2 separate regions of the Homo sapiens genome follow, and region 1 is linked to region 2. Evidence: chromatin contacts called from ENCODE Hi-C or POLR2A ChIA-PET data. All regions are on one chromosome and are shown on one strand. Each heading gives the region's core, a stretch centred on a gene start or an enhancer-like site at or near the end of the contact. The rest is flanking DNA. Distances are from core to core; before and after follow the strand shown.

Region 1 (6,378 bases), core at 2,505-5,004, 530 kb before region 2:
GCGATCTCGGCTCACTGCAAGCTCCTCCTCTCGGGTTCACGCCATTCTCCTGCTTCAGCCTCCCGAATAGCTGGGACTACAGGCGCCCGCCACTACGCCCGGCTAATTTTTTTTTTTTTTTTGGTAGAGACAGGGTTTCACTGTGTTAGCCAGGATGGTCTCAATCTCCTGATCTCGTGATCCGCCCGCCTCGGCCTCCCAAAGTGCTGGGATTACAGGTGTGAGCCACCGTGCCTGGCCAATTTTTGTATTTTTAATAGAGATGGGGTTTCACCATGTTGGCCAGGCTGGTCTCAAACTCCTGACCTCAGGTGATCTGCCCACCTTAGCCTCCCAAAGTGTTGGGATTACAGGCATGAGCCACCATGCCTGACCTTTATCTATAACTTGAGACAAATGACTGCTTCTTTCAGGAAACTGAGCCTCAGTTTCCTCTTCTGTAAAATGGAATATAATAATTGTGCCTGTCCAACAGGGTGGTTATGACGGTTCGGTCACTTTATATAATTAAAGTGCCAGCTGTGACAGCTGGCATTGTTATGATTTACCGCCACATGTCTGCAGGTGACTGTGTTCTGATGAATGCATTTCCACATCTGTGGATATGAAAGCTACATGTTGGCTTCCCAAACATACTCTCAAAAAACTCTCTGTCCACCCAGGGCCTCTCCCACACTGCCCCCAAGGATACATCCATCACGGCCACCATGCTGCGACATGTGTCAATGCCAAAACCATCAGTCTTCAGATCAGGGTCTGTGGGTAACAGGTTGAAAGTCAGAGGCCAGAGGTCAAATCCTCTCTGACCCCTCTGCCTCTGAATCTACCCTATTCCTTAACCCCGGTCACTTACGTCGTGTCACAACCTTATTGAGAATGTTCATGAGTTCTGTGGCGCTGACCTCCATGTCCTGCGGGCGGAAGTTAGGGGCAGGTCAGGGGTGACTGAAAGGGGTCTGAGAATGTCATGGAGAATGGGAACACTGGGATTGTCATGGTCAAGGGTGTGTGTGCAAGGGCAGCCACAAGGGAAGGGATGGAACGGTTAGGACGGGGCCAGGGACCCCAGGTTACTTACATCTCCAGCCAGCTGGGCAAAGAGTCTCCGGAACTGCCGGACCTCCTCACTCTCGTTGGCCTCAATGTTGGAGTAATGTGTGCGTGGGGGCTGCAAAGGGAGGAGAGCTCAGAGCAGGGGGAGGGGAACCCGGCCAGGACGGCTCCCCAAACCCAGGTACCCTGGGTGGGGAAGTCAGAGTGGGCTGGGCAGCTTGATGAGGAAAAGAATGAGGGGTGGTAGTGAATGGGGTGCACGTATGTGGGGCATGGCTAAGACCCATGGCGAAGCTGCAGACACGGCATGGGAGGAACTGGCAGAGGAATTTCACAAGAAGGGGAGGAAGGTGGGGCTTCTCTACAGGAACAGGGATGGGACCTCGAAGAGGCCTTGGCAGGAGAAGGGGGTCTGGTTGCAGAGGGGGCTTACCGGGGGCTCCGGGTTGTACTGCGCAGCCGCCTCGCTGCGAAGAGATAAGGGGGAGGGGTTAGTGCCAGGGGCGGGGCCTCCAACGGGCAGCACTACAGAACCATCAGCCCCAACGCTCCAGACCCCAGCCGTTATCTTCCTTACTTGGTTGCTGTGCCTTTCATTTGTTCTTGTCCTCATCTGTCCCAATCCACACTGCCCTGGTCGTGCCCCTCTTCTCCCTTCCTCAGGCCAACCCCACCCTCGAGGAAACCCAGAGACCGGTCCCCTGGGAGGCTCCCCTCCTGCCAGGCACACCTACCCAGTGGCAGATTTCAGTCATCTTGGCCACCCTAAACCTAAAAAATCCCACGTAGAATCAAAAGACCCCGCCCCTTGGAGGGCTCACTTCATAGAGGCTCTGCCCCAGCTTCCCAAGGCCTTATCCTCCTCAGGTGCCATCTGCCCAAGACCCTACTCCATGGCCCGCTTCCTAAATGCCCGTCTTCCCAACATCCTACCCCAGCCATTGGTCCCCGCCCCTTCAAGGGATCACTGCTAAGTGGCCGTGGCTAATTAAGCCAACCTGCCCTATCCCTACCAGGGCATTTTTCTCCATTAATCCAGCCAGTTCCCAGCAAGCCCAGCCCATTCTGGGCCATTTACCCTACCCCATTAGGTCTTGCTTCCTCCTGGGCTCACCTCCTCATTAACCCACCTAAAACCTCTGACCACACTCATAAGTCAAGCCCCTTCCGTAAAATGTCACTCAGACGCATTGGCTCCGCACCTTTAACGTTCATCTCCAGGTTAGCCAATGCAGGCTGAGCCCAGACCCATAAGCCCCACCCGCCAAAACTCCACATCAGTCCCCTCAGGACCACATTGTCCTGGTCCCACACAATCAGACTACTCCCATATCAAGCACCGCCCCCAATGACTGATATCCGCCTCACTGGGGTCCACCCCCTTACAGCAGAACTCTCAAACCAGGCCTCCCCGGCCTAATTCATGTACCCAGGTTAGCCTCCAGGTTAATCCTATTCTATTTTTAGACCACGCCCCTCCCAGACCACGCCTCACTGAGGCTCCTCCCATTCCCAGGCCCCGCCCCTCTGATAGTCTCCGCCTTACCTGATGGCGCTGATGACTCCGCCTAGGATGCGCATGGCCGTTCCACCGCCACCGCCGCCTCCACCACCGCCGCCGCCGCCGCCGCCGCCGCCGCCGCCCCCGGCCCCGCTGATCAGGCCTCCAAGCACATTTCCCAGGCCCCCACCCAGGCCCCCGCCTCCCCCGCCGCCGCCGCCGCCGCCCTTCAAGAACGAGTTAACCAGGAACATGGCTGCGACTCACTGCTGGGGGGAAAAAAGGGGACCAGTGGGTGCTTCGCCCCTGAGCCCACACCCTCCCTTCAAACACGCATTTCCGGCAGCTGGACCTGGGAGGAATCTGAAGCCTCCGGGTGGGGGTCTGAGTTTGCGAGGGCGGGTTGTCCGCGGATGGGTGGGGCAGGTATGGGGGATCAGGTTTGCAACCTCCTCAGGTCTAAAAGGCACCCGTGGGGCTTGAGGGAGCCTGGACTGGGTGCACGCGTGAAGGGGAGGGTGCAGATCTGGTGGGGGTTCTCTTGGTGGGGACCCCAAGTTGGCGTAAGGCGTTCCCGACATGTCTGGGCGCTAGAATGTGAGATCCAGAGCCCAGCCTGAATGTAGAGGTCCTTGGCAGGTCATGGGCGCGGAGCAAACATCCACGGCCTAAAGGGCCCCAGGGCGGGGTTTAGGAAATCCCAAATGTGGGCTTGAGAATTTAGGTATTCCCAGCGGCAGGATTCCAGTGTCACCTCTGGCTCTGTGGGCTCGGGTCTAAGATCGTGGCTGTGAGCTCTGGGTTCCCGGACAATGGGGTTCCCCGCTGGAACTGGGGGCACAGATCTACGATCGCGGTTCAGGACACCCCAAGGAAGAATTCACAGGGTATCTCTGAAACCTATGGGCCTGTATTTTGGATCATGAGACAGAGGGTGGAGAAGGGTCCCCGGGACGGCATAAAAGGAGATCGAACAGGTCTGAGGGTTCGAATCTGAGACCATGGATCTGGGGGGCTCCTGAGGCCGAGACTTCACGGTTTCGCCGGGTCTGGGGGCCGCCAAAGTCGGAGTTGCGGGGTGCGGAGGGGGTACGGGCCGGGCGCTTACCGCCGCACACGTCCGGAGTTCTGGGAGTCGGTTCCACTGCCGCTCCCGGGCCTCCCGCAGCGTCCGGCTCCGGAGGGCGGGGCCGGTGACTCAGGCCGCAACTCTCGGGTCGGACACTGCACCGCGGCCCTGCTGTCGCCCGCGCGGTCCTAGAGCCGAAGCGGACATTGCGCATGCGCACCCCACACCGCCCGGCTAGCTGGATCCAGGTCTGGGCCCCGCCCTACGCGTTTCCAGCGCCGGAGGTCTTAATCCCGCCCTGACTCGGTAGGCGGGGGTCTTCCCGACACCCCTCAGGTCTGGGTGGAGGCACCCGCGGACGAGAACTCGGAGGGGACCCACCCCCCGAGTGTCGTAGTGTGAATTTTCACCCTAGGGCATGCCAATATCCTTCCAGGGTGGCGGTTTTCGGTCCGCTCACTAAGGGACTCCGCACGGGCCCTCTGCAGGTGTTGTCGCGACAAACACCTCCTGGAGGCCTGGAGTATGGTTTGACTCACACGCTGGGGGACAGTCGCCCGTGTCTGTGGCGAGGATTGAGGCTGGATTGCCTTTCCCAGTGCCTGCAGCAGCCCGGATGGCAGTCAAACCGCAGGCAGCGCCTGCGCCGCCTCCCAGGCGAACCTTACCACGCCCCCGCCCCAGTCAGGGGCCACCAGAATCATTCCTTCCTGGACTGGCCCAAAGAGTGTCCTCAGTATGCTAGCCTCTAAAGAAGGCCCCAGACACAGGAAGATTCCTTTGGCCACGGCCTGGTTTCTTTATTTACTTAAAAAATATTATTGTTTTTACATAATAGAGACGGAGGTCTCGCTATGTTGCCCAGGCTGCTCTTGAACTCCGGGCCTCAAGCCGTCCTCCTGCCTCAGCCTCCCAAAGTACTGTGAGGTACTGGGATTACAGGTATGGGCTACCGGCCTTTTTTTGATTTAATTTAATTTTTTACAATAATATTTTTACATAGCCTGGTTTCTTTTCTTTTCTTTTCTTTTTTTTTTTTTTTGTTTTGAGACAGCGTCTTGCTCTGTTGCCCAGGCTGGGGTGCAGTGGCGCCATCTCAGCTCACTGCAGTCTCTGCCTCCCAGGTTCAAGCGATTCTCCTGCCTCAGCCTCCCGAGTAGCTGGGATTACAGGCATGCACCACCACACCCAGCTAATTTTTGTATTTTTAGTAGAGACGGGGTTTCACCATGTTGGCCAGGCTGGTCTCAAACTCCTGATCTTAGGTGATCCACCTGCCTCGGCCTGCCAAAGTGCTAGGATTACAGGCATGAGCCACGGGAGTCCAGTACTTTTTCAGGACTCATCGGGGGGAGCTAAATCTGGCCCCCAGGCAGGCTGGCTGGCTCTTATCCCCTACCCTGCAGGCTGGCTAGGCTTGAGTTGAATCCTGGCTGTGCCCTGTAATAACTGCACAACCCCAAAAGAGTGGCTTGATATTCCTGAGCAGCGATTTTCTCATCTGTAAAATGGGAACATGGGTTGCTCCATACCACTAGGCCCCCTATCAAAATTAAATGATATCTGCAGCAATACTGATTATTAAAAAAAAAACTTAAGTGGTGGCTGGGTGAAGTGGTTCATGCCTGTATTCCCTGCATTTTGGGAGGCTGAGGCAGGAGGATCTCTTGAGCCCAGGAGTTTGACTCCAGCCTGGGCAATATAGTGAGACCTTGTCTCTACAAATAATACAGAAATTAGCTGAATGTGGTGGCATGCGCCTAGTCCCAGCTACTCTAGAGACTGAGGTGGGGGGATCACCAGAGCCCAGGAGGCGGGGGTTGCAGTGAGCCGAGATCATGCCACTGCACTACAATCTGGGTGACAGAGCGAGACTCTGTCTCAAATAAATACTGGGCACAGTGGCTCATGCCAATAACCCCAGGACTTTGGGATGCTGAGGCGGGCAGATCACCTGAGGTCGGGAGTTCGAGACCAGTCTGACTAACATGGAGAAACCCTGTCTCTACTAAAAAATACAAAATTAGCCGGATGTGGTGGTGCATACCTGTAATCCCAGCTACTCGGGAGGCTGAGACAGGAGAATCGCTTGAACCCAGTAGGCAGAGGTTTCAGTGAGCCAAGATTGCACCATTGCACTCCAGCCTGGGCAACAAGAGTGAAACTCCGTCTCCAATAAATAAATAAATAAATTGGTGATAAATGCTTTGTAAATGCCCCCATTAGCTCTGTGTCTGTGCTCATGCTGTTCCCTCAGCCTCGAGGCCAGCTGTATTCCTCAGCTGGTAGACTCTTAGTCTTCCTTAAATAGTACAAAAACAGGCCAGGTGTGGTGGCTCACGCCTGTAATCCCAGCACTTTGGGAGGCCGAGGTGGGCAGATCACTGAGGTCAGGAGTTTGGGACCACCCTGACTAACATGGTGAAATCCTGTTTCTACTAAAAATACAAAAAATCAGCCAGGCGTGGTGGCGTGTGCCTGTAATCCCAGCTACTCGGGAGGCTGAGGCAGGAGAATCGCTTGAACCCGGGAGGCAGAGGTTGCAGTGACTCGAGATCGTGCCATTGCACTCTAGCTTGGGCAACAAGAGCGAAACTGTCTCAAAAAAAAAAAAAAGATACAAAAACAAGTAACCATCAACCACTCCTCCAAGTGCTTGACGTCCATCAGTTCCCTTGTTCTCCTAACAGCCCTGTGACATAGATGCTATTTATTATCCCCATTTTACAGATAAGTAAACCGACTCTGAGGTTAA
Region 2 (6,763 bases), core at 1,138-3,637:
CCGACGGACCTGGGAGGATCAGATTCAGGGTCAGATGGTCTGATCGGGGCTCAGCCTGGCCTGTCTTTTGGGGGTACCAGGCTCCTCAACTGGTGGCAGAGGGTTTTTGCTCAGCAGTTTCTGTGTCTGACACAGAAGCATTAGGGTATTGGCTCCCTCCCTCCTTCCTCCTAGGATTGTCTTACCCACACTTCCAGCCTGTTTCCTGTCTGTGCTGGTGACAACCACATCTTTGTCCCAGTACTGATCTCTTCCCGGAGCCCTGCACCTAGAAGTCCCAAGGCCTCCTGGAAGCCTCCCCTTAGGTGTCATATGAGCCCCTTGCACCCATTGGGTCCCACACTGGCCTCAGCATCTCTCCCATACCTGTCCCATCATCTCTTCTCACCAGCTTTGATGCCACATATCCAGGTCCCACCTCTCTGCGCCCAGCTAATTAATGCTCTTTATTTATTTTTTCTTTTTTTGAGATAGAGTCTCGCTCTATTGCCCAGGCTGGAGTGCAGTAGTGCGATCTCAGCTCACTGCAACCTCTGCCTCCCAGGTTCAAGCGATTCTCCTGCCTCAGCCTCCCAAGTAGCTAGGATTACAGGCGTGTGCCACCACGCCTGGCTAATTTTTTATTTTTATTAGAGACAGGGCTTCACCGTGTTGGCCAGGCTGGTCTCGAACTCCTGACCTCAGGTGATCCGCCTCCCAAACCACATCTTTGTCCCAGTACTGATCGCTTCCTGGAGCCCTCAGGTGATCTCATCACCTGAGATGAGGCCTCAGGTGAGCCTCCCAAAGTGCTGGGATTACAGGTGTGAGCCACTGCACCTGGCTGAGCTAATGCTGTTTCCACTGGACTTTAAGCCCTATGAGGATGGAGATCAAGGCTGTCTTGTGACCCATTGTCCCCAGCATCACCCAGCACCTGGTTGGGCTTAGAGCAGAAGATCTACAAGTCATTTTTCGGATGAAAGAGAATCTTGTAGCATATGCTTCTCACCTGTGGACTGTCCTGGTGGCCATACCTAGGAAAACGAGGCCAGAGTCAGCGGATGAGTGGGGCTTCTAGGGGGGAGGGCAATAGGTGTGATGCTGTGGTGGGGACAGGGCTAAATGGGAGTGGGGAAGACAGGAGGGGATAGCTTTAAGAAGCAGTTACCAGAGTAGGTTTCCCCGGATCTTCTTGACAGTCCTACAGTGCAGAGGCAGAAAGAGGAGTTACTATGGGCCTCACCTGTGCCCCCTCCCCTGCTCTAGCCCAGCTTACCTCTGACTGTGCACATGCTGCAAGATGTAGGCCCAGATGTCAGCCCCCTGGCCCAGACACAGCCTGTGGGGACAGTGTGTAAGCATATGCCTGGGGCAGCACACAGGGTGTGGGATCCTCATTCCTAGGGTGATGGTGGTAGGGAGTTTTTACTAGGGAGTTCTCACTTCTTGAGGAGGGAAGGCCCAAACTTTTTTTTGCCTTTTTTTTTTTTTTTTTTTTAAGAGACAGTCTCGCTCTGTCGCAGTGGTACGATCATAGCTCCTTGCAGCCTCAACCTCCTGGGCTCATGCGATCCTCCCACCTCAGCCTCCAGAGTAGCTAGGACTACAGGCAGGCACCACTACACCCGGCTAATTGGTAAAACATTTTTTTTGTAGGGACTGGATGTTTGCACTAAGTGTGGTGTTATTCTCATTCCCTGGGAAGGCGGGTGGTGGGGGAGCGCGGGAGAGGCGGGTGCTCCCTTTCTCCTGGGAGTGGGTTATCCCAGTCACATCCAGAGGTGGAGGTGGGGGATGTACTGCCAGGAAGTGCCATCTCATGACCAGACGTGGGGCATCACTCCTACAGCTTCAATCCCCGATGGGGTGGCCACGGCTAACTCCTGAGTGTCCTTCTTGGTTAGGTTAAGGGAGGGAGGGGAGGTGCTGCGGGGACAGCCTCACTCTGGAGATCCTATTTCCATAAGGAGCGAGGTCTTAGCTAACTCGTGGAGGATCCTCACCAGTGCTAGGGACCTCACTCTGGGGAGCCTCCCAGGGTAGGGAGCCCTCAGTAAGTCGGGTCACTCTCGATGGGGAATTGGGGGGAGTCGAGTCCTCAATGAGGGGTGGAGTTCTCACTCCCGGAGACTCAATCTCCAGGGTGGGGTGTCCTCACTCCAGGAGCGGTCCTCACCTGCGCAGCGTCGATTCCGGGGCCCGGGCCGCCACGGGCACCCCCATCTCTTCGACCGCCCAGCAACCCAGTTCCCGCGCTTCCTGCGCTAGCTCCATGACAGCGCCGCGGCGGCGACACCGCCTCCCTCAGCCTCTTCAAGTGTGGCGCCCGCCTCTGACGTCACGGGCGCGCCAACAGTGACGTCATCGGTTGCCGGGCAGACAGCGGGCTCGGGCGCTGCATAGTAATCTTAGCGCGGTCAGGCTGGGTCTTGCAGCGCTCACTCTTCCCAGGTAGGTCTCCTTGAGTGGAAATGAAAAGGGCGTGGAGAGACTGCAGCCCCGCCCGCCTTCCCTCGTTCTCCCGCTCACTACCAGCTAACCCGAAAGAGGCAAAACAGTCCTTGATGCTTCCATTTATTTTCTTTTTCTTCTTTTAACTAAACACTTTTATTTTAATAGAGATGGGATCTCACTTGTTGCCCAGGCTAGTCTCAGCTTCTGGGCTCTTGAACTCCTGGGCTCAAGCGATCCTCCCGCCTCGGCCTCCCAAAATGTTGGGATTACAGGCGTGAGCCACCACGCTCACCCCCTTTATTTTCTTGACAAAATGGGACTTGCGTCCTAGGAGGACTGGAACCAGGCAATGAGATCCTGGACTTACTGCTCTTTGATTTCAGAAACAGGTGTCTCATGTCTGAGTGGAGGGTAGGGGCAGAGAGCATGACCCTAACATTTCCCTGGCATGCGTTTTCCCATTCATTCGTGCTTACCATTCCATAAACTCAGGGAGCTGACCCTGTGCTGGGTGATGCTGGGGACACCATGGTGACCACAACAGCCCTGGTCCCTATTGTACGGAGCTCACAGTTGAGTGGGGAGACAGACGCACCACCAGGTAGGGGTGGTAAAAATAAGCAGCAGGGGTGGGTCAATTTGGGACACAGCAGGTGTGAGAGGTCTGCGCTAGACCAGCAGTCCCCAACCTTTTGAGCATCAGGGACTGGTTTCATGGAAGACAATTTTTCCACAGTCTGGGGGATGGAGGGTGGGAGCAGTGGATGGTTTCGGGATGAAACTGTTCCACTTCAGGTCGTGAGGCATTATATTCTCTGTCTCTCTCTCTCTTTTTTTTTTTCTTCCCTGTTTTTTTTTTTGAGGTGAAGTCTCCCTCTTTCACCCAGGCTGGAGTGCAGTGGCCCGATCTCGGCTCAGCGCAATCTTTGCCTCCGGGGTTCAAGCGATTCTACTGCCTCAGCCTCCTGAGTAGCTGGGATTACAGGCGCCCGCTACCATGCCCAGCTAATTTTTGTATTTTTAGTAGAGACGGGGTTTCACCATGTTGGCCAGGCTGGTCTTGAACTCCTGACCTTAAGTGATCAGCCCATCTCAGCCTCCCAAAGTGCTAGCATTACAGGTGTGAGCCACCATGCCCCGCCTAAGCATTAGATTCTCATAAGGAGTGCGCAATCTAGATCCTTCGTATGCACAGTTCACAATAGGGTTTGCGCTCCTGTAAGAATCTAATGCCGCTCCTGATCTGGCAGGAGGTGGAGCTCAGGCAGTGATGCTCACCCATACGCCACTCACCTCCTGCTGTGCAGCCTGGTTTCTAACAGGCCATGGACTTGTATTGGTTCACGGCTTGGGGTTTGGAGACCCCTGCCCCTGCCCTAGATGAAATACTTCTCTGATGCTGACTAACCAACCATGCTTAAAAGCAAGGCCCGAAAGGATCAAGCTATTATTTAGCTGCATTCCAGAACAAAATTCAAGAATATTTATAGAGATTAAAAAAAATCCAGCATCCAACACTGTAAAATTAACAATATCTGACATCAGTAAAAAATTATAAGGCAATGGCTGGGCGTGGTGGCTCATGCCTGTAATCCCAGCACTTCGGGCGGTTGAGGTGGGAGGAATGTTTGAGGCTAGGAATTTGAGACCCACCTGGGCACCACAGCAAAACCTTGTCTCTATTAAAAATTAAAAAAAATTAGCCAGGCGTGGTGGTGCACGCTTGTAGTCCCATCTACTTGGGGGGTTGAAACAGGAGGATCAGTTGAGCCTGGGAGGTTGAGGCTTCAGTGAGCTATGATGGCACCACTGCACTCCAGCCTGGGTGACCCTGTCTCAAAGCCAAAACAAAACCAAACCAAAATAAAATAATCATCTGTATTCATGTTTCATAATATCCTCAATGGGTTTGTGCCTTTTTGGTACAGCTGTCAAGCAGCTCAAGAAAGTCGTGGGCTTTATCCGCTTAATGTAAGTGGCCGCTCTTGACTCTGGTTCCCAGGAAGACCTTCAACCTGGCCCCAGCCAAAAAGGCTACAAGCTGGCCCCCAAGAACTCACACAGCTTTTCCCAGTTCAGATGGCCCCAGGATAGCATGCCCACCAGCTTCCAGGAATCACTGTGGTTACTGTGCCCAGGTGCCTGAACCTCACAGTGCTGTGCATGGGGAGAAGCCTCTGCTGGGTGCTGACCTACCAGACAAGGATGGGCCAATTTAGGTAAATGGGAATGAGGAAGGAATGCCCGGCCCCAGAAAACCTCCCTCGAAGTTCAGATGACCATAGGAAACTCCCTGATAATGCAACTGCTGTGACTGTCACCTGCGTCTCAGTAGCTCACTGCAGGCACCTGGTCTCACTTCCTCCAGTCTGGCACAGCTTGTTACATCACCCAAGACAATGAAGGAAAAAGTGACCCCTTCAGAGGAAGGCCCTGAGCACTTAGGGTGCTTTCTGCCCCAGGGACCCAGGGTGAATCCCACGAAAGCCAGTTGTCTGGTTAGTGGTAACAGCACAGTGCAGGTGGACAGTCCCAATGTCCCATTGTTATGCTGGTGCTCAGCAGATGGTGAAGAACCTCCAGGCATGCCCCACAGCGGTCCCTGCTGCCTGCTTCCTGGCTGGGGTAGGACACACCCCTGTGACTTCCTTTCCTGCTATGTCTCTGCCCATCCTGCCCCAAACACACATGTAGATATGACCGGGTCTCAGACTGCAAAGTCAAGAGAGAGGAGGAAGTTCTCAGTAACATGCAAGGCGTGCCCTACCGCCATGATTTGGAAAGTTTCACCAGTCTCTGCTTTGAGAAGACTTGATCTGTCCCTGTGATTTGGTCACAATTGCCTTTGGACTGAGACACCACCAAAGGACAATGGATGGCCTGCACCCCCAGGAGCAGTCACCCGGGGTGCCTGTCTGGGCAAGTCTCATTCTCATTGCTACCTGGGCTTTCTCGTTTGTTTGTTTGTTTGTTTGTGAGATGGGACCTCACTCTGTTGCCCAGGCTGGAGCCATGGCCCGATCACGGCTCATCACATGCTGGAACTCCTGGGCTTAAGTGATCCTCCTGCCTCAGCCTCCTTAGTAGCTGGGACTTGAGCCAATTCTCCCAGCTAGATTTTTTTCAGTTTTAATTTTTTGTAGAGACGGGGTCTCGCTATGTGGCCCAGGCTGGTCTCAAACTCCTGGCCTCAAGCAGTCCTCTCACCTTGGCCTCCCAAAGCACTGAGATTACAGGCATGAGCCATTATACCTGGCCACTTTCTGCTTTTATTTATTTATTTTTTTTGTGACAGAGTCTCCCTCTGTCGCCCAGGCTGGAGTGCAGTGGCACAATCTCGGCTCACTGCAACCTCTACCTCTTGGGTTCAAGCAATTCTCTGCCTCAGCCTCCCAAGTAGCTAGGATTACAGGCATGCACCATCATACCCGGCTAATTTTTGTATTTTTAGTAGAGACGGGGTTTCACCATGTTGGCCAGGCTGGTCTCAAACTCCTGACCTCAAGTGATCCACTTGCCTCAGCCTCCCAAAGTGCTGGGATTACAGGTGTGAGCCACTGCACCTGGCCTCACTTTCTGCTTCTTATGCTCAATGTCTCCTTGTTTTGGAGACATGTCACCATTTGTCCTTTTCTTGGTTCCTTTCTCATGGTATCTGTTCTGTTGGCCTTGGTGGGAGGTACTGGTGCCTTCCTGCTTTCTTAGATCCTGAAGGAGCAGAGCCCCTGTGGCCTCTTGGTCTTCTTCTGTCAGCATCTCTCTCCCTTTGCTTTATCTGAAATCTCTTTTCTGTTTTTCTGGATAATTTCAGGATGCTTTTTGGAACCCATCCACCATCTGAGAGATAATAAGAAGCTTCTCTAGGACTTGTGATTTTGGTTTCAGCAGCTCCTTCCACGTTTGAGAAGAGTCTTCTCATTTCTTACTCATAGAACATCCCATCAGACATTTCTCCTGATCCACATAGTAATTCAGGGATCCAGGCTTCTTCCATAAGGTGATTCAACCATCTTCTATGGGCTCAGAGTCTTTTGAATCCAGGCAGAAGAGAGAATAAGGAACTCGCACCTGCTTCTTGAAAGTCTTCACCCTAAAGTGACATACATCACTTCTGCTCTCAGTCCATTGAACATAACTTGTCTTATGGCTTCAACTAGCTGCAAGGGCCTCTGGGAAATGTAGTCCTGGTCTAGGCAGTCAATAAACATCCTGCTGGCTCTGCCACAGAAGGCCTTTCTAAGATGTTCTTTGAGCTGAGACGTGAGAGCCAAAGTGTGAGAGCTACTTGAAAACTGTGAAAATGGAGTTCCCAAAGTGGGAACAGCAA

What was found. A loop is a pair of places that touch in the nucleus more often than their neighbours do. ChIA-PET counts read pairs that join two places held with the same protein, here RNA polymerase II (POLR2A). Pooled maps may share reads with other maps.
Region 1: a pooled map shows a loop between it and region 2 (6-fold over the local background). The contact joins the promoter of CAPNS1 here to the promoter of HAUS5-DT in region 2. A Hi-C loop is called at or near these places in 4 of 50 pooled maps. POLR2A ChIA-PET finds 5 or more read pairs at or near these places in 2 of 52 experiments (HEK293 and T-cell).

The regions. Positions count from the first base shown.
Region 1 is chr19:36,137,442-36,143,819 of GRCh38, reverse strand. CAPNS1 (calpain small subunit 1) reads right to left here and starts at 3,754. Exons shown (of 11, transcript NM_001749.4): 1 at 3,663-3,754; 2 at 2,600-2,823; 3 at 1,487-1,520; 4 at 1,079-1,168; 5 at 854-911; 6 at 692-756. The coding sequence starts at 2,808. LOC105372385 (a long non-coding RNA gene) reads left to right here and starts at 3,838. Exons shown (of 3, transcript XR_935954.3): 1 at 3,838-3,929. RefSeq lists enhancers at 3,288-3,347, 3,438-3,487.
Region 2 is chr19:35,608,288-35,615,050 of GRCh38, reverse strand. It overlaps HAUS5-DT (HAUS5 divergent transcript), which reads left to right and starts at 2,387. Exons shown (of 2, transcript NR_186318.1): 1 at 2,387-2,433; 2 at 6,248-6,662. It overlaps HAUS5 (HAUS augmin like complex subunit 5), which reads right to left and starts at 2,316. Exons shown (of 19, transcript NM_015302.2): 1 at 2,159-2,316; 2 at 1,259-1,321; 3 at 1,151-1,183; 4 at 992-1,016; 5 at 1-9. The coding sequence starts at 2,256. RefSeq lists enhancers at 2,179-2,438, 2,027-2,582.